3 separate regions of the Homo sapiens genome follow, and regions 1 and 2 are each linked to region 3. The links are chromatin loops, found by intact Hi-C in ENCODE. Cell type or tissue: gastrocnemius medialis. All regions are shown on one strand. Links, peaks and the distances in the headings refer to the core of each region. The heading gives the core; the rest is flanking DNA.

Region 1 (11,133 bases), core at 1,096-9,095, 100 kb after region 3:
GATTGCTTGAACCCATAAGGTTGAGGCTGCTTTGAGCTGTATTTGTGCCACTGTACTTAAGCTTGGGTGACAGAGTGAGACCCTGCCTGAGAAAAAAAGGAATCTTCACTAAAGTTTTTAAATTGATATTACTAAAAAAAAGTTTGTCTTCACAAAGGAAATGGAGATTAATTCACAACTGTAGGGAATTTTAGATTGCTGACTCTTCAAATAGCAGTTGCCTTTATTCCAAAACTAATGAGATAATAATATTCCAGTAAAATTGGTACTGTGCAGGAATTAAGAGCATTATCTTTGAAGATGATAACCTTGGGTTTGAATCATGGTACTACCACTTAGTAGTTTGGTAATTTGGTGCATGTTAACCACCCTGACTTCCACTCCTCTCCAAAGCCTCAGAGATCTCATAGGGTTGTTTGAGGGTTCAATGAAATATATGTAACATGCTTATTGGGATGTCTGGTTGATAAGTTCCTCGTACAAAGTGGCTGTTATTGTTACCACTTTTGTTGTTGTTCATTCATTCTTTCAACAAATATTTATTGGCTTCCTGCAACGAGCTAAATCTGTCTAGTCACTGGGTATACAACACTAAACAAAACAGACAAAAGTGCTTACCCTATGAAATATTCTAGTTGTTAAGAGAAAGAAAATAATAAATGAACTCTGCAGTGTGTCCTATAGCATTAAATCTTGGAGAGAGGCTAGGCACAGTGGCTCATACCTGTAATCCTGGCACTTTGGGAGGCTGAGGAAGGAGGATCACTTGCGTTCAGGAGTTTGAGACCAGTCTGGGCAACATAGTGAGACCCCATATCTTTAAAAAAAAAAAAAGCCTGCTGTGGGCGAGCGTGTGTAGTCCATTTGCTCAGGAGGCTGAGGCGGGAGGATCATTTGAGCCCACCAGGTTGACACTGCAGTGAACCATGGTTGTGCCACTGCACTCCAGCCTGGATGACAGAGTGATTGAGACTCTGTCTTTTAAAAAAACAAAAAAACAAACAAAAAAAACACACGTATACATATGTAACTAACCTGCACGTTGTGCACATGTACCCTAAAACTTAAAGTATAATAATAATAAAAAATTAATTAATTAAAAAAAATCCTGGAGAGAGAAATGCAATAGAGGAGGGAATAGAGAGTGCTGGAGAGCTCAGATAAAGAAGAGGTATATGGATTAGCCCTTTGATGTATTCCAGAGCTTAGGTATTCCTCCTCATTCCTGTGAAAGATGAGGAAAGGATTGGGAAGGGAGTGACGAATAAAGTAGAAGAAAAACCAAGAGAGTGTGGTATGTGAAAGGCAAGGGGAGAAAGTGTTTTGGAGAGGGAGGAGGAGGAGGGATTGTCTGTGTCAGTTGTTACAGACAGGATCAGTAAGATGAAGGCTGAGAATTGAGACCATTGAATTTAGTGGGGTGGGGTTGTTGCAGACATTGGTGAGCAGTTTTGGTAGAGGGAGAAAGGTGAATTAAAGCATGGTTGGAGTGGTTTCAGGAGACAAGGCCACAGAAGGAATTGAGGGAACCATTGTAGATAACATTTTCAAAGAATGTTGCTGTAAAAGAGAGCAGAGAATGGGAATTTTTCTTAAGAGAGCCACTAGCAACATATTTGCTAATGACAAATAAGGGAGATGAGAGAATTGCTGGAACAATTAGTATTTGCATGGTGAATTTTCAGTACTTTCCTTGTTTTATTCTAGTATGCAGTTGTACTGTGTAAGTTTGCCATGTTCTCTTTAAAGAAAAGAATTGTAGAATTGACTGTCAGGCGATACCATTTCTTCCTGTCTATTCCTCGGACTCTACCTGAAATATCAAAATAGCAGAAATAGATAAGAATAAGGTATTTGGCAGGGTTTTCATATTGACATTTCAGTCTCAGTTTTTTTTTGTTTTTTTTTTTTTTTTTTACTAATAGTCGTATATCTCTAAAAGATTTTCAGAGGAGTTGATAACAGGAATGTCAGAAAACAGTATATTACTGTCAAGTGTAGGAAAATAGCTTTTTGTCAATTCCTTGATGAATTTAACACAGAATGCTTTTACATTTTAAAAAAAAAAAAAAAACCGCCACCTCATGAAAATAAAGCACCCTTCCTCTGTTTTGGCAGTTTACCAGCCACTATGGCATGACATCAGGAGTCGTATAAAAATTTTCTGAAGTATGTGGTGGCCTCCTGGATTTTGTTTTTTAATATGTGAAGTAGCCAACCTTCTTCTGATCCATGCCTAAGAACGAATGTAGTTTTGAATGTACATATAAAATTATAAAAGGTAGCTTAGGCAAGAGATAGGCATAAAACTAAATATCCTTTTGTTCCAATGCCACTTTCTAAAACAGAATCATCCTGACACAAAAGTAAGCTGCATGAAAAATAAGACAGAGAAATTAGTTGACTTTGGGAAATATACCATGTACTAGATCTAGCAGAAAGCTGGAGTTCTTCCAGAGTTAGAGACACACCCCATTCCTTCTGTCTAGGTTGCTTTCTGTGTCTCACATGGCTCCTCACTCATGACATGACCTCAGTGGTATTTGCTGATGAGCAAGCATCTTGTCTTCTGTCATCTTGAATTGCTCGGTTTTCCAGACAGATTTATTCAACAGCATTTTTGAATGCCCACCGTATTATTCAGGGCAGCCAGGTTGCATTGGTAAGGAAAACAAAGCCCTTATCTTCATGGAGCTTACTTTCTAATGACAGCAAAGAAGTTAACAGGTAAATTATGTTCTAATATTGTTACATGACAGTGAGTTCACAGTTATTGTGAGTACAGAGTACAGAACACACAAAGCAAGTGATTAATATTTTTTCCTTACCTGCATCTTAAATGATCTCTACTGCATTCCAGAACCAAATAAAACATACTTGAGGGAACTCATTGAGGTTTTGTTTTGTTTTGTTTTTTCTTTGAGATGGAGTCTTGCTCTGTTGCTCAGGCTGGAGTGCAATGGTGCGATCTCGGCTCACTGCAACCTCCTCCTCCCGGGTTCAAGCGATTCTCCTGCCTCATTCTCCCGAGTAGCTGGGGTTACAGGCATACGCCACCACGCCCAGCTATTTTTTGTATTTTTAGTAGAGATGAGGTTTCACCGTGTTGGCCAGACTGGTCTCGAACTCCTGACCTCAAGTGATCCACCCGCCTCGGCCTCCCAAAGTGCTGGGATTACAGGCGTGAGCCACCACACCCAGCCCAATTACTGTGTTTTTAAAGGGCTATCAGCTTAGTTGAATTATGGCTGGAATATATCTTAAAATTGAGATGCACGTTTAGTGCAGTAACTCTTTTGCCCTTAAAAAGGCTGGCCAGGCACAGTGGCTCATGCCTGTAATCCCAGCACTTTGGGAGGCCAAGGTGGGGCAGATCATGAGGTCAGGAGATCAAGACCACCCTGGCCAACATGATGAAACCCCATCTCTACTAAAAATACAAAAATTAGCTGGGCGTGGTGGCACGTGCCTGTAATCCCAGCTACTCGAGAGGCTGGGGCAGGAGAATCGCTTGAACCAAGAAGTCAGAGGTTGCAGTGAGCTGAGATCTCGCCACAGCACTCCAGCCTGGTGAGAGAGTGAGAGTCCATCTAAAAAAAAAAAAAAAAAAAAAAAGCTGTTGTTATATCACTTGTACTTCTTAAAATCAATGACTAAAACAAAGTGTTCAGTAAGTTAAACTCGTTGGGAATAAAGAGAAATGAGATCTATCAGTAAATAAATAGGAAGCCTTGAATGCCCAAACTGATGATTTGGGTTTCAGTCTATAAGTTTTAAATTTTTGAGCAGAGAAGTGTTGTAAGCTATTTTGGGGGAGGTAAATCTGCTGTAACATGTTTTTTTTTTTTTTTTGTTTGTTTGTTTTTTTTTTTTTTTTTTGAGTCGGAGTCTTGATCTGTCACCCAGGCTGGAGTGCAATGGCACAATCTCAGCTCACTGCAGCCTCCGCCTCCCGGGTTCAAGCAATTTTCCTGCCTCAGCCTCCTGAGTAGCTGGGATCACAGGCACCCACGACGACGCCTGGCTAATATTTGTATTTTTAGTAGAGACAAGGTTTCACCATGTTGGCCAGGCTGGTCTCGAACTCCTGACTTCAGCTGATCCATCCGCCTTGGCCTCCCAAAGTGCTGGGATTACAGGCGTGAGCCACCGCGCCCGGCCAATCTGTAACTATTATGTTTGGGATGGATTGGCACAAGAGACTGGAGGTGGAAAGACAGACTAACAGTAGTAATCCTGGAGGAGATAATAGTCTAAGGCCTCTACAACTCTGAATGTGGAATATTTTAAATGTAATCTAAGGAATAACCACTAGGGTGTGGTAAGTGAATATCAGAGTAAGGCTCATGGAGAACATGGAGTACTTCCTAAATCATAATTTTATTATAAAATGACGGAATTACTAGTTGTAATTACTGAATAGCCTATATTGCTATTTATTGTGTGTTTCATCACTTTAGGGGTCTAGTATGGTGGATGTTAGTAATTATCTAAGTGAATGAAGAAGCACTCCAGTGGAAAGTTCTTATATGCCATTATGTTCTTTTCCTGGCCCAGTGCCTAAGTGAAGTAGGTGTTTATAACTTAACCTAAACGTACTAAGATTTCAGATCAATAAAGTTATTAAAATAAAATTGGTACCAGCCAATTTTCAAATAAGGTTGCTTTTTATTTTTTAAGTAAAATTATGTTTATAATTAAACCATAAGACAAATAGTATTTTTTTAAAAAAGAAAAGAATGTAGTTTTATTAATAATTTACTGCATTGTTCTCATTCTCAATTTACTGTGGACCATTAGAAACTTGTGTATAGTCTGGCAGTGGAAACCATCAGTGTTTGGAAATGAATGGTTGAAAAGGCTGGGTTTTTTTGTACTAATAACCAGTAGAATAGGTAATGGCTACATTTATTACTAACATACCCTTGAAATTTTTATTGCCCTTAATAGCATTTCTTTCAATTTTTTAAAAAGTAGCAATTTCCTAACAAATTGGCAGTGTACTGGCATCATTTTAGAATTTTGTAGTCCTTGTTGTCATAGGGGGGATTGCTCTGGGCCAAATTTTAAAGCTGGCTTCCATAGAATTCCGAGTAGTCCTCCTCTTCTTCCCATTGTATCACACTTGAAGAGTGACATTTTTGTACAGGGCATTCTCTCATGGCTATGACCAGGTTTCCTGTAGACATCAGGGTAAATAAAGGTGTTAATATATGATTCTAGGCCTCCTAGTTTTGATTCCACCTATTTAAATCCAGTTTCATGACACCATGGTTGAGGACTAATGAACTAGAATATGAGTCAGTATTAAAAGTTAATAATTTGATACGTTCTTCCTTGACAGAGTGCAATAGACCTTGGAGGCCCAACCAACTTTTTCATACTAGTTAGACATTTGGAAAGGAGCAAGCATGCCATGTAGAAAATTGTACCTTAGGACATAAAGCTACTAAAAGAATACTCAGAAATCACTCTGTGCTTGGAACAGTTACCTCTAAACTGTTATGACGGTGTTTTATATATACATTATAAAACACATACAAAATAAATTTTGAAAGACTGAGATAAAATAGAAGCTTACACGTTTTGTTTCTTCACTCTGATGGATCTTCAAGAGCCAGTTGTGGGATATGCTTGATTGTGATAGAGTTGCCAAACCTTTGAAAATCTTTCCACATGTTAACAGTGGATGAGTTAGATAACGAATATCAAATGCAAAGCAAAAGCAAATGATTATAACCTGTCCTTGAGCCAAAAGAATTCTTTTAGTGTTTTGGACGAATATGCTATGATTAACAGAAAATGGTGAATAGAGTTTTACTTTGGTATTAATTCCTTCATAAGTATTAAATTGAGTATTTCTTGGGAATTCCTTCAAAGAGAATTGATAGCATTGCAGTATTAATTAAGGGAACGTGGGAATTTCTTCGTGTATCAAGTATTTTATCTCATTATTTTATTGAGATGCAGGTCTCACTGTGTTGCACAGGCTGATTTTTTGTTGTTGTTGTTTGTTTTTTGTCCCCCTCCCCTCCCCCAAGATGGAGTCTCGCTCTGTCGCCAGGCTGGAGTGCAGTGGTGCAATCTCTTCATCTCAAAAATAAAAAAGCCAGCTGTGGTGGCAGCTACACAGGTGGCTGAGGCAGGTGAATGGTTTGAAGCTGGGAGGCAGAGGTTGCAGTGAGTCAAGATCAAGCTACTGCACTCCAGTCTGGGCAGCAGAGCTAGACTCTGTCTCAAAAAGATAACAGTCTGTTTCTCTCTCTTAGTTCCAGCTGAGAACATGTGTTGATCAGTTTCCTTTTCTCTCTCTCTCTCTCTCTTTTTTTTTTTTTTTTTTTTGGAGTCAGAGCCTCGCCTCGCTCTGTCACCCAGGCTGAAGTGCAATGGCATGATCTTGGCTCACTGCAACGTCTGCCTCCCGGGTTCATATGATTCTCCTTCCTGCCTCAGCCTTCCAAGTAGCTGGGACTACAGGCGCGTGCTACCATGCCCAGCTAATTTTTGTATTTTTAGTAGAGACGGGGTTTCACCATGTTGGCCAAGCTGGTTTCGAACTCCTGACCTTAGGTGGTCTGCCCGCCTCAGCCTCCCAAAGTGCTGGGATTACAGGTGTGAGCCACTGTGCCCAGCCTCCTTTCCTCTTAGCATATCCTGAGATCTAATTCTAGTCTCCTCACGAGACTGCCAGAAACATCTCTGCCCTTTTCAGAGACTTTCCACTTAGCTTTGTAGCCTCCTACCATTCACAACTTCAGCTTTTTCTTTGGGAGGGTGGTACTTGGAAGTGTGTCATGCTTAGTTCCCTGTCCTCTTTTTATTGATAATTTGACATTTCAAGTCTCTAGTGTTATCCATTCAGCCCTACAAGAGTACCAAAAGCTCTGCTCTTTTTTTTTTCTTTCTTTCTTTTTTTTTTTTTCCGAGATGGAGTCTCGCTCTGTTGCCCAGGCTGGAGTGCAGTGGCACATCCTTGGCTCACTGAAACCTCCATCTCCCAGGTTCAAGCGATTCTCCTGCCTCAGCAAGTAGCTGAGATTACAGACACGTGCCACCATGCCTAGCTAATTTTTGTGTTTTTAGTAGAGATGGGTTTTCGCCATGTTGGCCAGGTTCTTTTCCTCTCTGGAATCTTAGCTTTCAATATTGTCATTATGTCAGCATTTTTCTTATGTTTTGAGAGAGAGAGAGAGAGAGAGAGAGAGAGAGAGAGAGAGAGAGAGAGAGTGTGTGTGTGTGTGTGTGTGTGTGTGTGTGTGTTTTAAATCTGGCTTTTCCAATTAGTGAGAGTGTTGGTTTGATACAAGCTATCCATATAGGTGATTTATTTGTTGAGAAAACTTCATTTATCTGATACCTTAGTTTCCCACAGCCTACTTTCTTTTAAAAATTTTATCCCTATAGTAGTATTTTCTTGCCTCTTGGCATATCTAACAATGTTTTATTTATGTTTTAAGCTGAAAATCCAATTAATAATTTTCCCTGCTTGTAGCATGTGGATTGTGCCATCTTCCTTTAAAGAGGCTTTGTTTTGCTGGCAGGTAAATTCCTTGTCATTTGTTAGGTCAGGTGAGGAGTTGGCCACCTTAGTAGTCTAGCTCCACAACTAAAGCAGGATCTTCTGTCTTGAATTCTCTATGCAACTTTGGCTGGTCACAGTTTAAAAGCCTCTCAGGCTTGTGTTAGCTGTGGAAACCATTTCAGCTCACAGCTGCCTAGTTGCTCTTGCCTGGCCTGATAGTTTCACCCTTTACATGCACCTTTTAATATTTAGCAAACACTCAGGGGGATCTTATGAAGATTTCTGGGGCTCTTTTTCTGTAAAGCTTCCTCCTCTCAAGAATTTTGCCTTGCAATTTTCAGTTTCCTTAGTCTCTGAATTCTGATCTAGTGAGAATTTGCTTCCTCAACTCAGTGAAGCTATTATACTCTGCTTCAGATCCTCTCCCTGCCCTGCAGTCTAGAATGTACTTCCAGACGGAAAACCAGGGCAGTCTTAGAGACCACCCCATTTATTTCTCAGTGTTATACTGCCTGTTGTCCAGTTTTCTGGTTTATGACTGAAAGGTAAATCTGATCACTATTACTCTGCTAGAAGCAGAAGTCCTGTGGTGTCACTGTTTTCTTTTCCAAATTTTGTTATGAAATTATTCAGATACGAAGTTGAATGAATTTTACAGTGAACACCTATGTAGCTACTCCCTAGGTTCTACCACTAACATTTTAGCATACAATCATCCTTCCATTTATTAATCCATCTTATTTTTAGTGCATTTAAAAAACAGTGATGTTTTTCTGTCCCTTGTTTTTCTTGAAAACTAGTAGAAACGTGAATAAGTCCAGTTTTAGTTTCGTGAGAAAACACAAGGTGGCCGCCTTATGCTTGTATCAGAAGACACGTAATGACTAAACTGTTTGTTATCAACCACTGGTGATCATTGCCTGGACCCATTGTTAAATTGGAAGCTGAAGAATGGTGATATTCTACTTGTATCATTTCTGTTTTTCTTTTATTAGCTAGATAGAATATGTTTATAAAGGGAAAATTGTCCTTTTCAACTATTTGTTTACCCTGAGGTACAGTTTGTACAGAAGAAAGCATGATTTGTTGTTTTTTTTTATTTACCAATTTTCAAAATAACAAATTAGTTTTCTACTATCCTCTAAGGACAGTCACTGAAGTTTTTCATGAAGGGGCTGTGAGTCATTGATTGAAACATATTTGAGGTATTTCAAGCCATTGTAGTCTTTTCTTTATGATGCTAACGTTATCTGATCTTTGGTAGGGGAAGCTCTCTTCAGGCTTGTTCTTGACAATAGTCTTTGAGAGCTTTGTTCTTACTATTAATTTTTATTTTTTTTGTTTTCCTTTTTTACTGAGTCTTATGTTTACTGTGACTCACCACTAATATTTAATGGGAGCCTGTGCTTTGAATTTTTCTAGACGGGATGACCGTAATTTGAACCTCATGGTTCTCAGTGATTTTGTCCTCACAGGAGACATTTGGCAATATCTGTAGTAATTACTCATTTTCACAAATTGGGGGAGTAGGGAGGCACATGCACCATGAGGACAGAGATGCTGCTAGATATCTACAGTGCACAGGACTGTGCCCCACAACAAAGAAGTGCCAGCTGTTGAGAAATCATGCGGTATACTAATTTAGCTAACATTTGTGTAATGTTTTAACAGTTACAGAGTCATTTGATCTTTCCTACACTCCCATGAAATTGGTATTATTAGTCCTTTTTAACAAGTGAGAAAATTTAAGGATGTCATGTGACTTATCAATGATCATATTATACAGTGTTAAGAAGCTAGAATTTTGAAATCAAGATCTTTGATGGTAAATGTTCTATCAAGTTTGATGGTAAATGTTCTATCAGTAGCTATACTTACGGTTTTACAAAAGTGATTAAGAGTCGAGAGCCAGATACTGTTGTGAGTTATTTATCTTTAAAACAACTCTATCAGGTACTCTCCTGTTAGTAAAGATGAAGACACAGTAACTTGTCTTAAGGCCACACAGCTAGTAAGTGGCGGAGTCAAGGTTCAAACCCAGGCAGTCTGGCTCCACAGCTCATACTGTTAACCACTATATATTGCTTCACAATTTTTTTTTTTTTAGATTTGAGTATAATATTTGTTTTTATATTTAAATCTTTATTTGGGGCCAGGCACGGTGGCTCACACTTGTTATTCTAGCACTTTGGGAGGCCAAGGTGGGTGGATTACCTGAGGTCAGGAGTTTGAGACCAACCTTGCCAGCATGGCGAAACCCCCGTCTCTACTAAAAATACAGAAATTAGCCAGGCTTGGTGGTGGGTGCCTGTAATCCCACCTACTTGGGAGGCTAAGGCAGGAGAATCACTTGAACCCGGAGATGGAGGTTGCAGTGAGCCGAGATCGCACCATTGCACTCTAGCCTGGGCAACAGAGCGAGACTCTGTATCAAAAAAATAAAATAAAATGAAAATGAATAAATCTTTATTTAGAATTAATTTTGGTGTGAGGCAGAAATGCAGCCGTTTTCTTCTGTATGACCTCTTGGTTTTCCTGATTCATTTGTTGAAAAAGTAATACCTCCTTTTGTTTTTTTAAACTGATTTAAAAGTATTATTTTAGTTAAACAATAAACTGTCATATATACTTTGGTCAATTTTTGTTTTTATTTAAATTTTCTGTTTCTTAACCGAGGGCAGATTATTTTAATTACTGTAACTATAAAACATGTAATAGGCCAGATCACTCCCCTGTATTTTTGCTTATCAGAAATTTTGGGGAATGGTTCCTTACATTCTTTCAGTTGTATCTTTTAGATTATTTGTTTAAATCCCCTTTGCCTTGTCTCCCCTCCCCCCTCAAGTCTATTAAGATTCTGCATTAATTTGTAGAATATCAATATCTTTAAGCTTTGTGCTTAAATTTCTTGTTAAACTTATTCCAGGGCATTTTTTGTTGTTACAGTCAAGAATATAATCTTTTTTCACTTTTTTTTTTTTTTGAGAGGGAGTTTTGCTCTTGTCGCCCAGGCTGGAGTGCAGTGGTGCGATCTCAGCTCACTGTAACGTCTGCCTCCTGGGTTCAAGCGATTCTTCTGCCTCAGCCTCCCGAGTAGCTGGGATTACAGGCGCCCGCCACCATGCCCGGCTAATTTTTTGTATTTTTAGTAGAGACGAGGTTTCACCATGTTGGTCAGGCTGGTCTTGAACTCCTAACCTCAGGTGATCCACCTGCCTTGGCTTCCCAAAGTGCTGGGAATACAGGCGTGAGCCACCGCGCCTGGCCTTTCACTTGTATTTCTAAATAAAACTTACTTTGGGCCGGACACGGTGGCTCACGTCTGTAATCCCAGCACTTTGGGAAGCTGAGGCAGGCGGATCACGAGGTCAGGAGATCGAGACCATCCTGGCTAACACCGTGAAACCCTGTCTCTACAAAAAATACAAACATTAGTCAGGTGTTGTGGCGGGCGCCTATAGTCCCAGCTACTCGGGAGGCTGAGATAGGAGAATGGCATGAAGCTAGGAGGCGGAGCTTGCAGTGAGCTGAGATCCCACCACTGCACTCCAGCCTGGGCGACAGCGAGACTCCATCTCAAAAAAAAAAAAAAAGTTACTTTGAATACTGAC
Region 2 (9,293 bases), core at 1-8,000, 52 kb after region 3:
CTCATGAGTTTTTTGGATGAGAGAACTGAGGAGTATCTTGAATGACTTTCTTTGAGCATGATCTACCGTGCGATAAACAGTTTGCCCCACTTATACCTACAGGTAAATTTGAGAGACACAAAGGCTTGCATATGCCTAACTTTAACAAAAATTACTTTCCCCACATACTCTGCATGCTGCATACTCTTAGTTTTCTGTTGTATTCTTTTCCATTATTTTTTAAATGCTGGGTCATGGCTTAAACTTCTCCCTTGCCATTCATTTGATTGTTAACAGACCATAACAGCTATTTGGTGGCTTAGCCAAAGAACCTGCAAACACGTGGGGCCATGATGGGGCTAAAAGGCAAGATTGACCTTGGAAAGCTAAGATTTTATTCTTATCAGTGGTTCATATACAGCAAGGTTTCTTAGTGTCAGCTCTACTGACATTTTCTTGTAGGAAACTGTCCTGTGTTGTAGTATGGTTAGCGGCATCTCTGGCCTCTACCAAGTACCATCCCCCCACCCCCAGTTGTGACAACAAAAAATGTCTTCAGGCATTGCTAGTTTCTTTGTATTCTTTGTAGTCTTCTTCCCACTTAAATTGATGTCTAAAATTATCTGTCCCGGCCGGGCCTGGTGGCTCACGCCTGTAATCCCAACACTTTGGGAGGCCAAGGTGGGCGGGTCACCTGAGGTCGGGAGTTCAAGACCACCCTGACCAACATGGAGAAACCCTGTCTCTACCAAAAATACAAAATTAGCCCGGCGTGATGGCGCATGCCTGTAATCCCACCTACTCGAGAGGCTAAGGCAGGAGAATCACTTGAACTTGGGAGGCGGAGGTTGTAGTGAGCCAAGATTGTGCCATTGCACTCCAGCCTGGGCAACAAGAGTGACACTCCATCTCAAAAAAAAAAAAAATTTATCTGCCCAGTTTTTTGTTTTGTTTTGTTTTGTTTTTTGGAGACAATGTCTCACTCTCACCCAGGATGGAATGCAGTAGTGTGATCTTGGCTCACTACAACCTCTGCCTCCCAGGTTCAAGCGATTCTCCCACCTCAGCCTCCTGAGTAGCTGATACTACAGGCACACACCACCATGTCCGGCTAATTTTTGTATTTTTAGTAGAGATGGGGTTTCACCATGTTGGCCACGCCGGTCTCGAATTCCTGACCTCAGGTGATCCGCTCGCCTCAGCCTCCCAAAGGGCTGAGATTACAAGCGTGAGCCACCACTCCCGGTCTGGATTCTTTTTTTTTTTTTTTTTTTTTTTTTTTGAGACAGAGTTTCACTCTTTTCACCCAGGCTGGAGTGCAATGACTTGATCTTGGCTCACTGCAACCTTCACCTCCTGGGTTCAAGCGATTTTCTTACCTCAGCCTCCTGAGTAGCTAGGACTACAGGTGCACCCCATCATGCCTGGCTAATTTTTTTATTTTTTAGTAGAGATGGGGTTTCACCATGTTGGTCAGGCTGGTCTTGAACTCCTGACCTCAGGCAATCCACCCACCTTGGGCTCCCAAAGCCCTGGGATTATAGGTGTGAGCCACCGTGCCTGTCTTCATTCTTAATGATTATATAACACTCCCTATAGAGGTGTACAATAATATACTCAGCCATTCTCCTTTGGGAAATACAGTTGCTTTCAGTTACCTTGATAGTAAACATTATTGTATTGGTGCTCTCGTTTCTGTGGGATCGAATCTTGAAAAGTGGATCAGAGAGCATGAGAATTTTTAATTAATTTTCCAAAAAATAAACTTTTCTGGTTTCTGCTTTTCTTCTGTTCTTTAAGAATGCCTCCCAATGCAGTGATTATGCTAAAGTCTTTAACACACTTTAGATTTATTTTTGTGTGTAGTGTAAGATAGGAATTCCCTCTCCTTTCTTCCCAAATGTGTAGTTGGTTATATCAATATCAACAATTAAATACAATGTTCTTTCTTCTGAGAATTGAGATGTCATCTTTGCATATTACGTTGCCATGTATACTTGGATGTATATGTTGTATTTTGTGGTCTGCTGATCTCTTTGTCTAGTCTAGTTCAAATACCATCCGTATCTATTGATTATACTTGTTGTATAATGGCAATTTTAATAATTGGTTGGGCAGAGTCTTCCTTAATATTCTCTTTCGGTTGGGCACGGTGGATCATGCCTGTAATCCCAGCACTTTGGGAGGTGGAGGCAGGGGGATCATCTGAGGTCAGGAGTTTGAGACCAGCCTGGCCAACATGGTGAAACCCTATCTCTACTAAAAATACAAAAAATTAGCTGGGCTTGGCAGCACATGCCTGTAGTCCTAGCTACCTGCGAGGCTGAGGCAGGAGAATGGCTTGCCCGGGAGGCGGAGGTTGCAGTAAGCCGAGATCACGCCATCGCACTCCAGCCTGGACGACAGAGCGAAACTCCATCTTTAAAAATTATCTTTCAGTGTTTTCTTGGCAATGTTTGAACACTCATTCACATGAACTCAAATTATTGTGTCAAATTTATCATCACATATTCTATGCCCTTCTTTAAAACCGCTTAAGAAATGCATCAGACGTAAAATAACTGCTCCAACTTAATAATTTAAGGGAAAAAAACTACAATTATGATAGGTAGTTATCACAACCAGGAATATGACATGTTCTTGTTATTTGTTTCACTATAGTTTTAATTATTTTTATGTTCTCTTTAGTTATGCATTGAGTGCCTGATACCTAGTGACACTGCTGTTTTTGTAATACTATTTCTACCTATTACTACTGCTTTGTATCTAGGACATAGCTTTTTACTTTTCTGACTGTGCATTTTTATTCATGCTCTATTCCATGCTTGACCTGCTTTCCCCACCTCCCACCCCAACCTTATTTCTCTCCTTTCAGAACTCAGCACAAATACTTGTGATTCTTTTCTTGCCCACAGTATTCTTTTCCATTAGTATTTCTAAATAGCATATATTTGACAATCAAATACTCTTTTTATTTGTTTCAGCATCTTTTCACAGAACCTTAGTGAATTCAGAGGGTCATCTCCCCCCTTCCTCCACTTTGACTTATTTTTGAGAAAATTGATTTGGCAGTAATACTTGTAAATTTGTATATTCCAACTGTTAACAAAAACTCTGGCCCAGAGCACCTATGTCAAGTCTTGGCTCTGCTTGTTAGTGGTGTGACCTTAGACAAGTTACTTAGCCTTATTGTCTTAGTTTCCTTATTATAAAAATGGGGCAGTGATGATCATAATACCCACTTGACAGGGTTTTAATGAGGATTTCGTGAATTAATATCTGTAATGTGCCAGACCAGTGTTTTGCATGGAGTAAGCACTTCATTTGTGATTCCTATAATTTCTGTTACTTAATTCTCATGAGGAAACACTAGTAAAATGAAGTAAAACATAAACCTTCTTATTATATGACTACTGTGCTTTCTCTCATTAGACCAGTTAAAAATCTAAGCCTTTAGCTTTAACTATATTACCCTTATTCAAACACATAAAAGATTTTTCCTACATGCTAGGTTTTTTTGAAGATGAGTATTGCCAGAAAGCTTTTTACGACTTAAGATGAACAGTTACTGTGGTCACTTGTTCCTGTCAGTAGTCCTAAATTTAGGATGAGTTTATCATCATCACTGTTCTACAGTTAAGGCACTACTGCAGAATAATCTCCCATTGAAGCAGTCTCCCTAGTCACCCTCTCACCCCTCTACATGCACTTTGCTGTGCATGCTGGAATTTGATTCAGAACAAAATGTACTTGGGTCTCTGGTTCCTGTTTCTCAAGTGTGTTTAAGGAGTATACGTTTTTCAAAACAAATATTTGTCATTAGATGTAAGGGCATAGAGTACCTTGTGGTAACTGAGTTAGTTCAACCAGGTATGGTAGTCAGAAGCTTGTAAGAGCAGCAGCAACTTCCCATTTACTGAGCACTTATAATGGAATGCTAGACTTTAAAAATGTTATGTCATTGAAATCACACAGCCACCCTGGGAGTGATATCTTCCAATTTTTAGGATGGTAAAAATGTCCACCTTTGTGCCCTCAGTCATTCTTTAACTGAAAACTAGCTCAACCTTTGAGGTCTATGTCATTAAAAATTATTTCTTAAGGGTTTTTTTTTGGTGGGGGTGTGGTTTTTGAGGGAGGCAAATTTATATAATATATAATGATGAACATGACAGAATATTTTTCAATTTGATGTGGCAGAATCGAAATCTGCCAATAAAACTTAACTATCTTACACGTATCATATAATTCACGATTCTGTTAGTAAGTGGTTTGCAAAAGCATAGAAATTGAGATGTGAGAATTTTGTATTTTACCATGTGTAAAAGCGGAAACGTTTTTACTCTGGAACATCTATAGTACCCTCAGCAAGTTTCCATTCAAGTTGTGTATGGTTGGGATTAGACTGGGTGCAGTGGCTCACACCTGTAATCCCAACATTTTGGAAGGCTGAGGCAGGAGAATCACCTGAGCCTAGGAGTTTGAGACCAGCCTGGGCAACATCGTGAGGCTCCATTTCTATGAAAAAATAAAATTAGCTGGGCGTGGTGGTGCACATCTGAGGTCCCAGCTACTGCAGAGACTGAGGTGAGAGTGGTTGCTTGAGCTCAGGTGATTGAGGCTATAGTGAGCTATGATTGCATCACTGCCCTTCAGCCCGGGTGACAGTGCAAGATCCTATCTCCAAAAAAAGAAGAGCTCTCAAATATCTTGTTAGTAGTTTTCACTTTGTAATATAGCTTTATTTTCCCTGGTTTGTGTATACTTGGACTAAGAGTGTGGACTATAATTGCTTGACTCGCTTTCAGCATTAGAGGCCAGAGTTAGTTTTATGAGGAGGCCAGAGTTAGTTTTATGAGGTCTGTTGGCACCAGATGAGAAAAGGGGTTAGCTTCAGTCTGGAATTACTTTGGTTTTAATCTTTTGTAAGGAAAAGTTAGGATCATAGTTCCAGCCTGTTACCCTCATTCCCTCTCTCTTCCTGCTTCCTTCCTTCCCTTTGAACAAATATTTGAGTACCTGCCATTTGCTAGGCATTGTTCCAAGCACCCAGAGATATTATGGTGAACAAGACAAAAATCTCTGTTTTCCGGATATGATTCTAGTGGGGGAAACAGACAGTAAGAAAGATAGATAATTAAAAATAATTTTCATGAAGGTTCTATTAATAAAGCCAGGAAGCGGGAAAGAAAGGTGTGTAGGGGGTATTTGGAGAGGGGTTGCAATTTTATAGGACAGTTAAGGGAAAGCCTTAATAAAGTGTCATGTAAGGAAATGACCTGAAGAAAGTGAGGATATCTGCTTTAGGAATAGCAAATAAAAGGTCCTGTGGGTGACAGCTTGCCTAACATGTTCAGCAAACAGCAGTGACTGGAATGGAATGAGCCAGGAGGAGAACAGGAGATGAGGCCAGAGAGGTAGCAGGGATTGGGTGATAGAGGCTCTCTGTTTGAGGCCTTACAGGGTCGTTGTCAGGACTTGGGTTTTTAGAGATGGTAAACAACTAGGCTAGGTTTTGGGTAGAGGAGTGACATGATCGAACTTATCCTTTTATACAATATTAGGCTGGCTGCTATGTTCATGATAATATCCTGAAAGTGGTCAAGGGTGAGAGCTAGAAGCCCATTTAGAGGCTCTTGGACTCATCTAGAAAGATTCAACCAAAGTACTAACAATGAAGTGGCAAGAAGTGGCTGAATACTGGATATATTTGAAGACAGTGCCAATAAGATTTGCCAATTGAGTGTGTTTATGAGAGAGATAGAGGTGGTGGGGGGTTGAAATTAAGGATTACATGGAGGTTTTTGACCTGAACAGATCCATCTAGTTGAAGCAGGTTTGGGATGGCATATAGGAGTTGGGGAGGGGAAAGTATCAACTTCATTTTGATCATGTAAAGTTTGAGACACTTTTTAGACATTCAAATAGAAGTGTTGAGTAGGCAGGTAGAAACAGGAATCTGGAGTTGAGGGGAGCGATTTCAGCTCGAGGTAGGAATTTGGGAGTCAGAAACATAGTTGGATACTTAAAGCCATGAGTTTGGGTAAGATCACCTAGAAAGGAAGTATAGGAAAGAAGATTTAGTGATTTCGCATATGCAGTCTTACAAGGAATTCAAAAAGACAATAGAAAAGCCAGGTTAGTATGTCTTGAAAGAGAAGTGGAGAAAGTATTTGAAGGAGGGAGTACTCACCTTTGTTGGATACTGGTGATGGATCAAGGGTGGTAAGGACTGAAATGTGGAAATTGGATTTAGTACAGTGGAGGTCATTGGTGACCTTGACCAGCAGCTTTGGTGCAATAGTGGGTTGAAACCCTGTGTTAAAGAAACAGTGAGAAGAGACAAATTAGAATAATGAGTATTTGCCGTAAAAAGAAATAGAGAAATGGGGCAATAACGTTTCCTCTGGCTTCCTATTATTAGCAGACCTCCTGATCCATCCCCCTTGCTGTTGCTGCAGTGCTTCCCTGGTATTGAAGGAAATACTTCCCTTATATGGAGGCAGGGAATGAGCCTGTCTGAGATGCTCTTTGTTGCTCTCTTGGAAGCCAGGAAATGCCAAACTTGGGTTACCTTCTTTCGGTTGGATAGTGTTTATTAGATGCTTTTGTCACTGTGTTGTTCCTTTAGTCCTGGGGCCTTTAACTAGTTTGCCTTCCCTTTTCTATCTTTCAGAGTTTTCCTTTGATTGCCTCTTGTGTTATTTGCAGGATTTATAATTGTGCTTAGAACAGGGATGAGCTGGGAGAAAGAATAGAGTCTACACCACCTTGCCTGTACCAGGGTTTCTTCTATTTATTCACTTTTTTGTTTGTTTTGTTCCTTTTTACCACATTTATTTTTAAGAACTGGTAAGTTTATTAACAAATTAATTTTTGGTTCAACTCATTTTCTTGAAGATGGGTTCTGTTGCTAAACCTCAGTGTCTTTAAGGACTATTTCTGAAAATATGGTCTCAGCTGGGCGCATTGGCTCACACCTGTATTCCCAGCACTTTGGGAGACCGAGGTGGGTAGATCACCTGAGGTCAGGAGTTTGAGACCAGCCTGGCCAACATGGTGAAACCCCGTCTCTACTAAAAATACAAAAATTAGCCAGGTGTGGTGGTGGACGCCTGTAATCCCAGCTACTCGGGAGGCTGAGGCAGGAGAATTGCTTGAACCCGTGAGGCAGAGGTTGCAGTGAGCCGAGATCGCACCACTGTACTCCAGCCTGGGCGAAAGAGCGAGACTCCATCTCAAAAACAAAACAAAACAAAAAAAGTATGGTCTCATAGATATCTTACATAATAACTAAGAGGCTTTTTCTTCATAAAGGTACGTGAGACTTAACTCTCTCAGGCAATTCTTAGACTTACTAAAGTTGGAGCATTATTCCTGGAGATTGTGCGTTGGAACTTGTTTGATTTCTCAGTAGCTGACTGGGGGCTCAATGATAATAGCTAGCTAAGTGGTGGGGCCAGGATTTGGAACTCAGTGTTCACTGACTCCAGACACCATACTCTTTTCCAATAAACCGTATTTTCAAAGTGAGAAAGAAGATGTTTTTCTGTTGGATTTAGTATTAAAATTCTCTCATTCTTCTAGAGATAGCCGGAGGCAAGTTCTCCCTGTGGAATATGTGGGACTGGGGTAGTAGGGATGAAAGGGGGACCCTGCCTCAATACACTGTACTTTTCTGCTCCTTCACCCTTCTGGGGGGGTGTGTGTGTGTGTGTGTGTGTGTGTGTGTGTGTGTGTGTGTCAAGGCCTTGCTCTGTGTGTGTGTGTGTGTGTGTGTGTGTGAAGGTCTTGCTGTGCTGCCCAGGCTGGAGTACAGTGGCGCAGTCTCGACTCACTGCAGCCTTGACCTCCCAGGCTCAAGCGATCCTCCCTCCTCAGCCTACTGAGTAGCTGGGACCTTAGGCTTGCACCACCATTCCCGGCTAATTTTTGTATTTTTTTGTAGAGACATGGGGTTTCACCTGTTGCCCAGGCTGGTCTCGAAGTCCTGAGCTCGAGTGATCATTTTGGGGTTTTTTGTTTTTGTTTTTTTGAGACAGGGTTTCACTCTTGTCACCTGGTCTGGAGTGCAATGGCGTGATCTCACTCACTGCAGCGTCTGTCTCTAGGGTTCAAGTAATTCTTCTGCCTCAGCCTCCCAAGTAGCTGGAATTACAGGCACCCACCACATTCCCTACTAATTTTCGTATTTTTAGTAGAGACGGGGTTTCACCATGTTGGTCAGGCTGGTCTTGAACTCCTGACCTCAAGTCATCTGCCCGCCTCAGCCTCCCAAAGTGCTGGGATTACAGGCCTGAGCCACCATGCTCGGCCTCAAGCAATCTCTTTGAAAGAGAAATTAGTATCACATACAGAATTTGAACATTCTAACCTCAGTTTAACTTTTGAAAGGAAGAAAAGTAGACAGAAAATTAATTCACTCTGGAGGAGCTGCTCTGGAATGGCAGTACTTTGAATAACTGAGAGCCTTTCACTATTTGTCATTTGCTTTATTCTTGAAACATAACAGTCTTATTCTCTAAAGAAGACACAGTAGGCCATGTGCGGTTGCTCACGCCTGTAATTCCAGCACTTTGGGAAGCCGAGGTGGGTGGATCACCTGAGGTCAGGAGTTTGAGACCAGCCTGTCCAAGTGAAACCTTGTTTCTACTAAAAATACAAAAAATTAGCGAGGCGTGGTGACGGGCACCTGTAATCCCAGCTACTTGGGAGGCTGAGGCAGGAGATTCGCTTGAACCTGGGAAGCAGAGGTTGCAGTGAGCCGAGATCGCACCATTGCACTCCAGCCTAGGCGATAAGAACAAAACTTTGTCTAAAAAAAAAAGAAAAAAGACACAGTAAGTAGCCTAGTATTTTGCTCAAAATCTTCATGCTCAAATTCCATGTTCAGTCCTACAGCCAGTCAAGAACTGTAAGCCATTTCCATACTTCTTTGTCATGCCATTTTTTCCTCCATTAGAATACTTCAGTTAAGTGTTTTTAAAATATAAACATTTGAGAATTAAACAGGATAAGGCATCAGCTAAAACTCTCTCATATTGTTTATATTTTTTGCAAATTTACTTGTAAACTACATGTGCACAGACATCATTAAAAATTGTCTTACAGTTAAAACACATGGTAGTTCCCATAAGGAGGCATGGATAATCTAGTTGGAGACCAGTTATATATATGACATGACTTGGAAATAATAGCACATACAAATAACAAAATAAGAGGATCCAACTAAGCTTGAAGAGGACAAAGAGTGAATTGTGAGGTACGATGCACAAGGAAAAACTTTCCTGGAGAGACGTGGGTTTTAGTGTTAG
Region 3 (11,133 bases), core at 1,650-9,649:
ACTCTTCTTGGAAAATTTTCATGAAATATTTCACATATCTTCCTTTCTTGGTACAGTGGAAATATAACTGCTTTGAAAATTCTGCAGTACGTTGTGTTTGATATGATGTCACTAAACAATGATATTTCATCACTGTGGAAGGTACAGGAATTTAAATTTTATCTCCTTGATTATGGGATTAAGAAGGAAGCTGCATGCTTCCGTAAATATCTTAATGTTTAATTCTTAATTGTAGATGTAGAAATAAAAGCATTTAATTATCATATGTATGTAATGTACTTGCTGAGTTGTGCTTGCTCTTCTTTCTTTTATATTCTTTGTTTTTCCCTCTTAGAGTTGTTTTTTTTTCCCTGCAATTTTGTTTAATTCCTGGACCCATTCCACATTTTGCTAAATTTGCTTTTCATTTTCTGGGTCCTGTGCTTATAAACTTCTATATAGTAACTACTTGTTAAAATAATATTTTTTTTCCAGAAATTCTCTTAATTGTGCTCTTAAATCAGCAGTGTTCTGGGTACCTGGACCACATTATGTAGGTCTCTCTCTCCTAAGTTTTTTTTTTTTTCCTTTCTTTTTTTCTCTCTGTCCCCGAAATTTTTTTTTTCTTTTTTTTCTCCCAACCGTTACTCTAGGCTTATCTTGAAGTTCAGTATAAAAATAACCTCATAAAACATTTCATTGTGATTACTGAAATATTGTTGAGGATATTCTCTGTATTCTGCAATGCCTTCTTTATAAAGACCTCAGGGAGAAAGATGTGCAGCCAAGAATAATTGTATGTTTGTCTAAGCTTTTAGTCTGTTTTTATTACCTGGGTGCTGTAATTGTTCACTAGGTTTCTTTTTTCCTATTGACATCTGGAAATTTAGAGCTAAGCTTGTACCTTTTTAATAGCTTCATTTTGTTTCCCTATTTTCATGTTTTTATTTCTGGTTGAATTTATGCTAACCTGTGTTTTGTCTAATAGTCTCCTGAAGTCTGTTTCAGATCAGGGTTGGGTAAAAATAGACTATGGATGCAGTTCAGTGACACTAAAGCGCTTATTTGAATTTTGGATGGTCTTGATTGCAGTGAGTTTTCTCACCCTCAGGAATTTTTTTTTTTTTTGGAGACCGAATGTTGCTCTTGTTGCCCAGGCTGGAGTGCAGTGGCGCGATCTTGGCTCACTGCAACCTCTGGCTCCCGGGTTCAAGTGATTCTGCTGCCTCAGCCTTCTGAGTAGCTGGAATTACAGGTGCCTGTCACCACGCCCGGCTAATTTTTGTACTTTTAGTAGAGGCAGGGTTTTGCCATGTTGCTCAGGCTGGTCTCGAACTCCTGACCTCAGGTGATCTACCCGCCTTGGCCTCCCACAGTGCTGGGATTACAGGTGTAAGTCACTGTGCCCAGCCCTTTTTTTTTTTTTTTGAGACAGAGTCTCACTCTGTCGCCCAGGCTAGAGTTACAGTGGCATGATCTCGGCTCACTGCAATCTCCACCTCCCAGGCTCAAGCAATTCTTCTGCCTCAGCCTCCTGAGTAAGCTGGGATTACAGGCGCCCACCACCATGCCTGGCTAATTTTTGTATTTTTAGTAGAGACGGGGTTTCACCATGTGGCCCAGGCTGGTCTCAGAACTCCCGACCTCAGGTAATCCACCCACCTTGGCCTACCGAAGTGCTGGGATTACAGGCGAGAGCCACTGTGCCTAGCCCCTCCTGGGGAATTTTATCCTCTTGGAGTTTATGAAGACCTCATGGTAAAATGAATTACTAGTGTGTTTATAGGTTTTGCTTTTTAGATACTTTGGAATGTTCTATATTGTTGCTTTTGGTCTGGCTTGGTGGCTCATGTCTGTAATCCCAGCACTTTGGGAGGCCAAGGTGGGTGGATCACTTGAGGTCAGGAGTTGGAGACCAGCCTGGCCAACATGGTGAAACCCCGTCTCTACCAAAAATTCAAAAATTAGCCAGGCGTGGTGGTGCACGCCTTTAATCCCAGCTACTTGGGAGGTTGAAGCACGAGAATCACTTGAACCCAGGAGGCAGGAGTTGCAGTGAGCTGAAATCTCAGCTCTGCACTCCATCCTGGGTGGCAGAGTGAAACTGTGTCTCAAAAAAAAAATAAAAATACCTGTAATCCCAGCACTTTGGGAGGCTGAGGTGGGTGGATCACGAGTTCAGGAGATTGAGACCATCCTGGCTAACACGGTGAAACGCCGTCTCTACTAAAAATTCAAAAAATTAGCCGGGCGTGGTGGCGGTCCCCTGTAGTCCCAGCTACTCGGGAGGCTGAGGCAGGAGAATGGCCAGAACCCAGGAGGTGGAGCTTGCAGTGAGCCGAGATCGCACCACTGCACTCCAGCCTGGGCGACAGAGCGAGACTCCATTTCAAATAAATAAGTAAAAATAAAAATAAAAAAAAGTAACTCTTACTTGAATTTATTAAGAATACACAGATGATGTTGCCAAAGTGGCAATCAAATTGCTTTGTCATTTTTTACTTTTTATGTATGTTTGTATGTATGTATATATTTGAGAGAGAGTCTTGTTCTGTCACTCAGGCTGGAGTGCAGTGGCGTGATGTCAGCTCATTGCAGTCTCTGCTTCCCAGGTTCAAGTGATCTTCCTGCCTCAGCCTCAGGAGTAACTGGGACTACAGGCATGCACCAAACACCCGGCTATCATTTTTCTACTCTTTATCATTTCATAAAGTGGTGGGTTGGGAGGAACATCAGCCAGGATACCCAAGTCTTCTCAGCTAAACCCTTCTTCTGCTAAAAACTAGCTATAGGACTAATGTAACCATTTTTCTAATTAAAGTGAGGGAGCTGACCCTACGTGACCTTTAGGTCTCAAACTACTTTGAAATGTGACTGTTTATCTTTAAATAACATGAATGAAACTATTCTCATCACCATTTTTTTGCATTGGGGGAAGCTGAGGCAAAGAACCCAGCAAAGCACTGGTATAAGTTGAAACAAAACAGGTTTCTTGACTTGTGACTTAAAGCTTTGGTTCTTCTAATGCCTTCATTCATTTCTTTGGTTGATTTACTTTTCATAGTCCATTAAAGTGATTATCTTATTTCTTGATGTATGGGATAGAAATGTGGGAATAATTTCATTGTATTCTTACAGAATTTACTTCAGAGCTGAGTAAACTTTCATTTGTTGAACACCTTTGATTTAATGCCCCTTGGCTTTTCTCCTAATCTGCACATGACGTCAAGTGGCAGAAGTAGGAACTTGTGTTTTTTTCTTCTATTCTCTTCTCATTTTTTTCCTGAGAAGAAACGTAGGTAGTGAAAATCATTCTTAGTGCTTGTTGTGGGATTCTGAAGAAAGGAACTTAGGCATCAGGAATTTGGGTGTTACCCATTTACCGTAGATATAGTTGCTATAGTGTTTTCTGCCACCTTGTGATTGTTGTTTTTGTTCTCTGAAGTGAACGTACTCTTTTATGGTAGTGTTAAAGTCATATAATAAGTACTTATGGAGTAAGTAAATGTGTAAGACACAAGAGATAACAGATGAATAAGCTAAGTTTGTATCCTCAAGAAGTTTAAAGAGTGAAGGGAGTGAAGAACTTAGTAAGACAAAGATGAATGTTTAGAACAGTGCCTGGCACTTAGTGATGTTAGAAATGAACCTTGAAGGTTGGCAAAGATTTTGATAGACAGTTTTCTTTTGATTGTGACCTACTGAGAGGTCAGTATAGGCAGAAAGCACAGGGCACACAGAGAAGACAAGTTGAAAGGTATAGGGCTTTGGTGGCACCATGGGAATGGGATATGTTGAAGACATAGTATTATAGGTACAGATGGTAAATGTAATGTGAGAAGAAAAAGAGATAATTCCAGAAATGATGTAGAGGTAAATTGAATGGGACTTAATAACTGTGATGTGTGGGGGCAATGACGGGAGGGATCATCATAGGTGATTGAAGTTTTAAGCCTGGCTGACTACAGCAATAGATGGTTACCAGAAGCATTTCAGTACTCAGTTTGCAAAATAATCTTAAGAGCTCATGAGAGTCCAGGTTCTTTACTAGAGTCTTAAAAATGAAGGTTTCTGTATTCCTTACAAGTTCCAGCAAGTGTTAAAAATGAGGAAATGGCTGGGTGCAGTAGCTTGAGCCTGTAATCCCAGCTCTCAGGAAGTTGAGACAGGAAGATGGGTTGAGCCTAGGAGTTCAAGGCTTGGGTAAGCTATGATTGTGCCACTAAACTCCAGCATGGGCGACAAAGTGAGACCCTGTGTCTGAAAAAATAAAAAACAGTGAGGAAATAAGCTTCCAAATAATCTTCTATAAATGGGGGAGGAGTTGCTCTGTAGAGACCTGAAAACCTTCATTGGAGGAGTTTGGATTTGATTAATTCATTCATTAACTCTACATTGAATGCCTGCTACATGCTGGGATGCTAGGGATCCAGTGGTTAAGAAAGATACAATCCTTGTCTTGCCCTCATGGGGAATATAGATTAGAGAGAGATTAATATTTAAGCGGGTAATTACATAGATGATATATTTATGATTGTTGTGGGTGCTACAGGAACAAAGTTCAGAGTGATCTGAGGGTGCATATTGGATATATCTAGGCAGCATGTGATGGGGATGTGATGGTGAGTCTTCTGAAGGAAGTGACATGTAAGCTGAGACCTGAAGGATAAGAAGGAATTGGTGGGTGAGAAGGGGCTTTGCTGCTCATTGAGGAAACAAGACATGCTAAGGTCCTGGAAATGGAAGGTGCTTGACTCTCAAAGAACAGAGCAAAGTATAGTGTATTTTACAAGTAGTGAGAAATGAGACCAGAGAGGTAGCTAGTTGCCAGATCATACAGATGGCCTTGTTGATTATATAAAGTTAAAATTTTTATTGTGAAGCCATTGACATGGCTTACATGATTTGTATTTTTCAGACCCCGCTTGTGTGGAGAAGGGGAATAGAGGTGAATTTAGGCTAACCAGTTAGCTGAATGGTGGACTCAGCCTTTGGCAGGAAAGATTTAAGAGAATTGGTTATTGGAAGTAGGGGTGATGAGGGCTTGTGGCTGATTGCATGTGGTGAGCAAAAGGGAAGAGGTGCCATGGGTGATTCCCAGATTTTTGTTTGGCAGGGGTAACTACATTGGATGGATATGTCAAGATGGAGAAGGAGCAGATGAGGTAGGCATTCATTAATTTTTATTTAAATATTTTCCTTTGTTGGGTATACCTGGAGTGTCCTTTGTAGAGCCCCCGATTAGGCTCTGTCAGTGTGATAAAACAAATAGTTTTAACTAGAAAAGGGAAAGCATGGGTCCACATTCTGTTATAAATGGATGGTACTTTAATTCATTTCCCCACCTCCCTAAACATGGACCAAAGTGGACTAGATTATTTTGCAAGCTGGGTAGAAATTCATGCCTAAGGTCATGCCCTTTCATGTTTACCAGTGAATTATCTTTCTCCAATTTTCTATTGTGCATCTGGGAAAATTATGCTTACATATCCAATGTAAAGAAAACATTGAGTTTATATAGATTTGAAACCAAGGGGGTTTAGTATATAGTAAACATAAGAATAAATCTTACCAGTTTTGATTCTCATTAGTTAAGGCTTTGTGGCAACTGTGTCCTGTTTGATTTTATATTTCTATAAGTGTGAAGAAAGGTTTCTTGTACCATGGTAGACAAAATTGCTTTGAAATTATTTTAAGCCTGATGAAAGTTGTAGGGTCTGCTCTGCAAGCAGAATATACTGAAAATTTGCTATTAAATTGTGAATGTTGTGGTTTGCTCTAGCAGCCTATTTAGTAGCATTGTAGTAATCATGTAGATTATATTCAGAACTCAGGTAAGAGGAATTGTAGAGAAAATTGTTTTGGGGGCGGGGGAAATGGGGAGATTGGGGAATGGCAACTAGAGAGAGGTGTCATAGTTCATTTAAAATCATGTTCTTATAAGTTGTTTTACTTAGGCCTAAAAGAATAGAGGGCATGTGCCAGGGAATTGAATACCCTTGTATATGTAGTGCCATTTCCTTGCTCTCCCTTTAATTGCTATTTCCGGTTTGTTTCTCAGGTACTTACAAGAGATGTATCCTGGGAAGAAACAGGGTGGCAGAGTTTAGGGCCTTTGGGACTGAATTAGTCTTAAACCTGAGAACCCAGGAGGATTTTGACCGAACTGATTTGGGTGAGCTAGGAAACAAGGTTTTTTTTTTTTTGAGACAGAGTCTCGCTCTGTCGCCCAGGCTGGAGTGCAGTGGCATGACCTGGGCTCACTGCAAGCTCCAACTTCCAGGTTCACGCCATTCTCCTGCCTCAGCCTCCCAAGTAGCTGGGACTGCAGGCGTCTGCCACCACACCCGGCTAATTTTTTGTATTTTTTTTTTTTTTTTTTTTTTTTTTTAGTAGAGGTGGGGTTTCATCATGTTAGCCAGGATGGTCTCGATCTGCTGACCTCGTGATCAGCCCACCTCGGCCTCCCAAAGTGCTGGGATTACAGGTGTGAGCCACTGTGCCCTGCTGGGAACAACGTTTTTAACCAACTTTGCCTAAGCAGACAACAGAGTTGAGACATTCTGGTAGAGAAATAATAGCCCACATTTGTTGAATTGTTTTTAGCTCTTTAGTTATAAAGAGCTTTTTACAAATTAATTTATGTAATCCTCCAACAGTACAATGAGATAGATAATTTTAATTTTACAGACTCAAACTGCAGAATGGAAAGTTTAAGTAACTTAATGTCAAACAGCTAATAAGAGATCAAGATAATAATCTAGGCTCTTTACCTATCTCCTGGGCATAAGCACTAGCTTTTTTAGTGTAAACAGAATCAAATTGTTCATTAGATTTGGTTGATGAAAAGAGGTCTACCAACCATCATGTAAAATAATGGCATTTATGTTTATATTCAGAAGACTATTATACATTAATTTGGTAATACGTATTTTTTGAGGAAAGGTATAATGGCCATATGTATCTTAACCAGATACATCCTTAAGCCTACAATATGAGTAAAAGAAAATTACTCATTTTCTTTTGTGGAGTAGAAGTTGGATGGGTTATATGGGCGTGATGCCTCTCTCCTGTAATTCCAGCACTTGGGGAGGCCAAGGCGGGCAGATCTCTTGAGCCCAGGAGTTCTAGAGCAGCCTGGGTAACATGGCGAAACCCCTTCTCTACAAAAAAAAGTAGCCAGGCGTGGTGGCATGCGCCTATAGTCCCAGCTTACACGGGAGGCTGAGGTAGGAGGATTGCTTTGAGCCTGGGAGGTAGAGGTTGCAGTGAGTCGAGATTGCACCACCGCACTCCAGCGTGAGCAGCAGAGTGAGACCTTGTCTTAAAAAAAGTTGGATGGGTAGAGGAGGGACATTTTGCTAGGGCAGACTAACATCTAGGAAGTGGTTGAAGTTATTTTTTTTAAAAAAGGAAGAAAAGAAAGGAATTAGTATTTATTGATCACACCTTTCTGTATGTTAGGTGGTTTAGGTTTGTTGTCTTTAAATCTTCCATATGATGATGATACCCTGTTTTACAGTTGAGACCCAAGACTATAGATATGTTAAATAATTTGCTTGTGGTCATACATGTTCTATCTTCTGAATAGAAGATAACTCCTGGAACTGATAGAGAGAGGGCAGAAAAAAGATTCTATTTTGAGAAATGGAGCAACCTGAAGGCACATAGCTTTGCTGTTTGCTGTAACTCCTTTAGACAGCTCTCTGACCACACAGTACGTGGGTGGACACCAGCATTGACCAGGAGGGATGGTGGGAAGTTTAAATAGTTTTCCTTTACTGTAATAAACACTCTAGAGAAGTGAACTATTAAAGGTTTTTCCCCATCAAATGGCTAAATTAAACATTTTTGACATTCGAAAGGGATGATTTATATCTTATGTGGAAAAGCCCCAAACAACTATTTCCCCAGTTGCTGGAAAAGGAGCTCTTTTGAGTTATGAAGGTATTTTATGTTCTTTCTCCATTATTCTTAACTTGTGCTTACAGGTGAATTGTAAGCATGTGCTTTGTGTTTAGTATTTTCCTCAAGAAAACTCTTGCTGGTAAATCTAGTTACCATAGAACTTGAAAGGATATTGAAAGAATAGTTGAGGACTATCCTGATTGGTTTTCATCTACTTAGTCTGTATTTGTGTCATTTCAGTGTCTGAGTAGGTGGTTTGTGATTAACATTTCACATGTTATTTTTATTGATTTGGCAAGTACCAGAAAACTTGAAGGATGAACTAGAGGTTATTTTTCTTAGCATTTGTGGTATTAGTACTAAAAGGGGAGTAAGAGAGTAGAAAGAATTCTGGACAACTGTTAAGAATTGTTACATTTTGTCTACCTAGGCTCGAGTTCCTCACTTTTAAAATTAGGACTGTACTTTTTGGAAGAATATTGCTTGTTGTTTTGTGGTGGGACCAGGCTGTGATGGGAAAGGCTGTTGTCATAGGCATAGGCAGGCCTTTTGCTTTGCTGAGGTATAGTGAGCAGCCCGGTGACCCTCCATGTAGCCTGCATTGCATGCAGTTTCCACAGGGTCCATAGAGTTAGTGCAAAGCTCCAGCAGGCCTACTCACCTGCTTTTCTCATGAGGCAACCTGGGACCAGTGTGTCCCTGTAGTAACTGTAATTTTTTGTTGTGTTCACTTATTGCAGTGAAAAAAAAATCTGAGCGTAAGGTTCTGAGTGGACCTGGAAAGGGGTGGGTGTTGTAGTGAGAGACTGAAGACAAAGGCCTGTAACAGATGGGTATCTTTTTAGCTTAATCAAGCTATTGCTGGAGTGTTATGCTTCAGAAATAAGTCTCTTGGCCGGGTGTGGTGGCTTATGCCTGTAATCCCAGCACTTTGTGAGGCCAAGGCAGGCAGATCGCTTGAGGTCAGGAGTTTGAGACCAGCCTTGCCAACATGGTGAAACCTCGTCTCTACTAAAAATACAAAAATGAACCGGGTGTGGTGGCGGGCACCTGTAATCCCAGCTACTCGGGACGCTGAGGCAGGAGAATCACTTGAACCCAGGTGGTGGAGGTTACAGTGAGCTGAGATTGCTCCACTGCACTCCAGCCTGGGCGATAGAGCGAGACTCAGTCTCAAAAACAAACAAAACAAAAAATACAAAAATTGGCTGGGCATGGTGACACATGCCCGTAATCCCAGCTACTTGGAAGGCTGAGGTGCAAGAATCACTTGAACCTGGGAGGCAGATGTTGCAGTGAGCCGAGATCGATCGTGCCACCGCACTCCAGCTGGGCGACTGAGCGAGACTGTCTCAAAAAAAAAAAAAAAAGTCTCTAATGGAAAACAAAAATTTATCCCAATTCCCCCAACCCCTCCTCCCAAAAAGCAAAACAATAAAGAAGTTTTGTTATTCTTGCTTTTTTAAAAAGGAAAATAAAATGCTTTCATTATTTCCCAGAAACAGTTGATTTAAAAACTATTGCAGATTATAAAGTTCATTTATGTAGAACAAATAAGGTACTTAGTGCTTTTTGCACCGTCAAATGTCAAAGGCAGAATTTCAGTTACTGCTTTTTAGGTGCATAAAATTAGCATAGTTGAATACTTCATTGATTCATTTAGTTGCCTTTCATAGAATTTTACTCCAATAACAAAAAGATCTGGGGTTTTTCTAAAATTTTCTTCAGGTCTTGAGAGTTTTTAGCTGAATTGCTACAACTATTCTTTCTCTAGATTTCCAACTGGGCGAAAATGTTTTTCTTTTTAAATTGGCACTCTCCCAGCATATTTTTCCAGCAAGTATTCTTTGGGCACACCCTGTGCGTAGTGAATTTTTCAAGATCCTTATTCAAAAGGCTGGGAGGACAGGCCAGTCTTTTCTTTGTAAGATGAAAACAGAATGAAGCTTGCTTAAGACTCATTTTGCTTCTGCCCAACTGTATATGAAATTGATCTCATGCAAATACACTCAAGCATTACCAGAAGTAATTTGACTTGATAGTGTAAGTAGAAAAGCTAATTTAGTATTTGCAGGCGGTTTGCTTAGTGCAACAGGTGACCTCTCAATTGAGAATTCTTAATTTGTTCTCAATGATAACTTGATAGTAAGCAGGTCTCAGGTCCAAGAGTTGAGAAATGTGAGGTGACTTTGAAATTTTCAAGGTAATTGTACATTCAAGACATTGACATGATATGTATATATTTGGTTTTACATTTTATTAGGTGCTGAGGTTGTCATTTCCATAATGTCCAAAGCAATGTTAGATTATTTAAGCTTCCATGGTTTACTGATGGTATTACTAGATGAGATAAATGCCTTTAATTTCATCCTTGAATGGTAAGATTGGCTGACTAATTTAGGGAAGGATAAGGTACAGAATTGCTCTTGGGTGTTTCCTAGCAGGCTGGCCTTCCAAGAGCAATAGCTTAATGTTTGTTCCTTTAATAAGTAGTACTTAAACAGTGATCAGGGGAGTTACCATAATTGGTAATCTGAATGGAAACTAAAATGTGTCATCATTGAGGATAGTCAGAAGTGTCCTTGTGGCAGTCCTAGAAAAGGGGTTCCAGAATTTTCCGAGCAGAGAAAAATATAAACATTTTCAAGGTTCTAATTATTTGGAGACTAGCCTTTCAGGATCATTTATCACCAAGATTAACCTTGCCACCAAAGGGCAAGGAAACACTTCTCTGGTGGTTAGATCAGGAATGATGAAAACACTTAAGAAGAATTGAAAACTTGGTTCCTGTCTTCAATGAGTAATTTATGTGACTGATTTTTTTTTTTTTTTTTGGAGATAGAGTCTCACTCTGTCACCCAGGCTGGCGTACAGTGGTGTGATCTCAGCTCAGTGCAACCTCCACCTCCCTGGTTCAAGCGATTCTCCTGCCTCAGCCTCCTGAGTAGCTGGGATTTCAGGTGTGAGCCACTGCTCCCAGCCTTCCCCTCCACTTTCAAGTAAAAGAGGAAGCATTAGAATTAGACATTGTGGGCCGAGTTCCTTGGGAGGATCCCTTGAGCCCGGGAGTTCTAGACCAGAATAGGCATCATAGCGAGACCCCGTCTCTGTTTCGTTTTAGTATTTTAAATAAAAATTAAAAAACAAGAATTAGGCATTGTGTACTAAGTATTAGATACATGGTACAGGCATTAAATGCTGAAATCTTAGGAGGAGGGAGTGGTTAGAGGGAAGGATTGACTGCTG

Evidence for each region. Peaks named below come from ENCODE experiments on the same cell type or tissue, not always from the same donor. Only the 100,000 strongest peaks of a DNase experiment are listed, where the experiment ranks them.
Region 1: a loop joins it to region 3, with 1.8 times the contacts of the local background. A loop is called at or near these places in 6 of 110 quality-filtered maps.
Region 2: it touches region 3 in a loop (2.3-fold over the local background); 25 of 110 quality-filtered maps call a loop at or near these places.

The regions. Positions count from the first base shown.
Region 1 is chr17:46,054,838-46,065,970 of GRCh38, reverse strand. The region is part of intron 6 of KANSL1 (KAT8 regulatory NSL complex subunit 1); the gene reads left to right. Among named protein-coding and RNA genes, the nearest start is that of STH, 61 kb to the right of the region's middle. In gastrocnemius medialis, for the core only: a CTCF peak has its summit at 4,291; a DNase peak (open chromatin) is centred at 2,500; H3K27ac peaks cover 7,408 bases.
Region 2 is chr17:46,104,337-46,113,629 of GRCh38, reverse strand. All of the region lies in intron 2 of KANSL1 (KAT8 regulatory NSL complex subunit 1), which reads left to right. Among named protein-coding and RNA genes, the nearest start is that of KANSL1, 84 kb to the left of the region's middle. In gastrocnemius medialis, for the core only: no CTCF peak of the experiment used is centred there; a DNase peak (open chromatin) is centred at 4,609; H3K4me3 peaks cover 370 bases; H3K27ac peaks cover 4,884 bases.
Region 3 is chr17:46,156,488-46,167,620 of GRCh38, reverse strand. The region is part of intron 2 of KANSL1 (KAT8 regulatory NSL complex subunit 1); the gene reads left to right. It overlaps LOC107985027 (a long non-coding RNA gene), which reads left to right and starts at 5,151. Exons shown (of 2, transcript XR_001752923.1): 1 at 5,151-6,154. In gastrocnemius medialis, for the core only: no CTCF peak of the experiment used is centred there; no DNase peak of the experiment used is centred there; H3K27ac peaks cover 5,748 bases.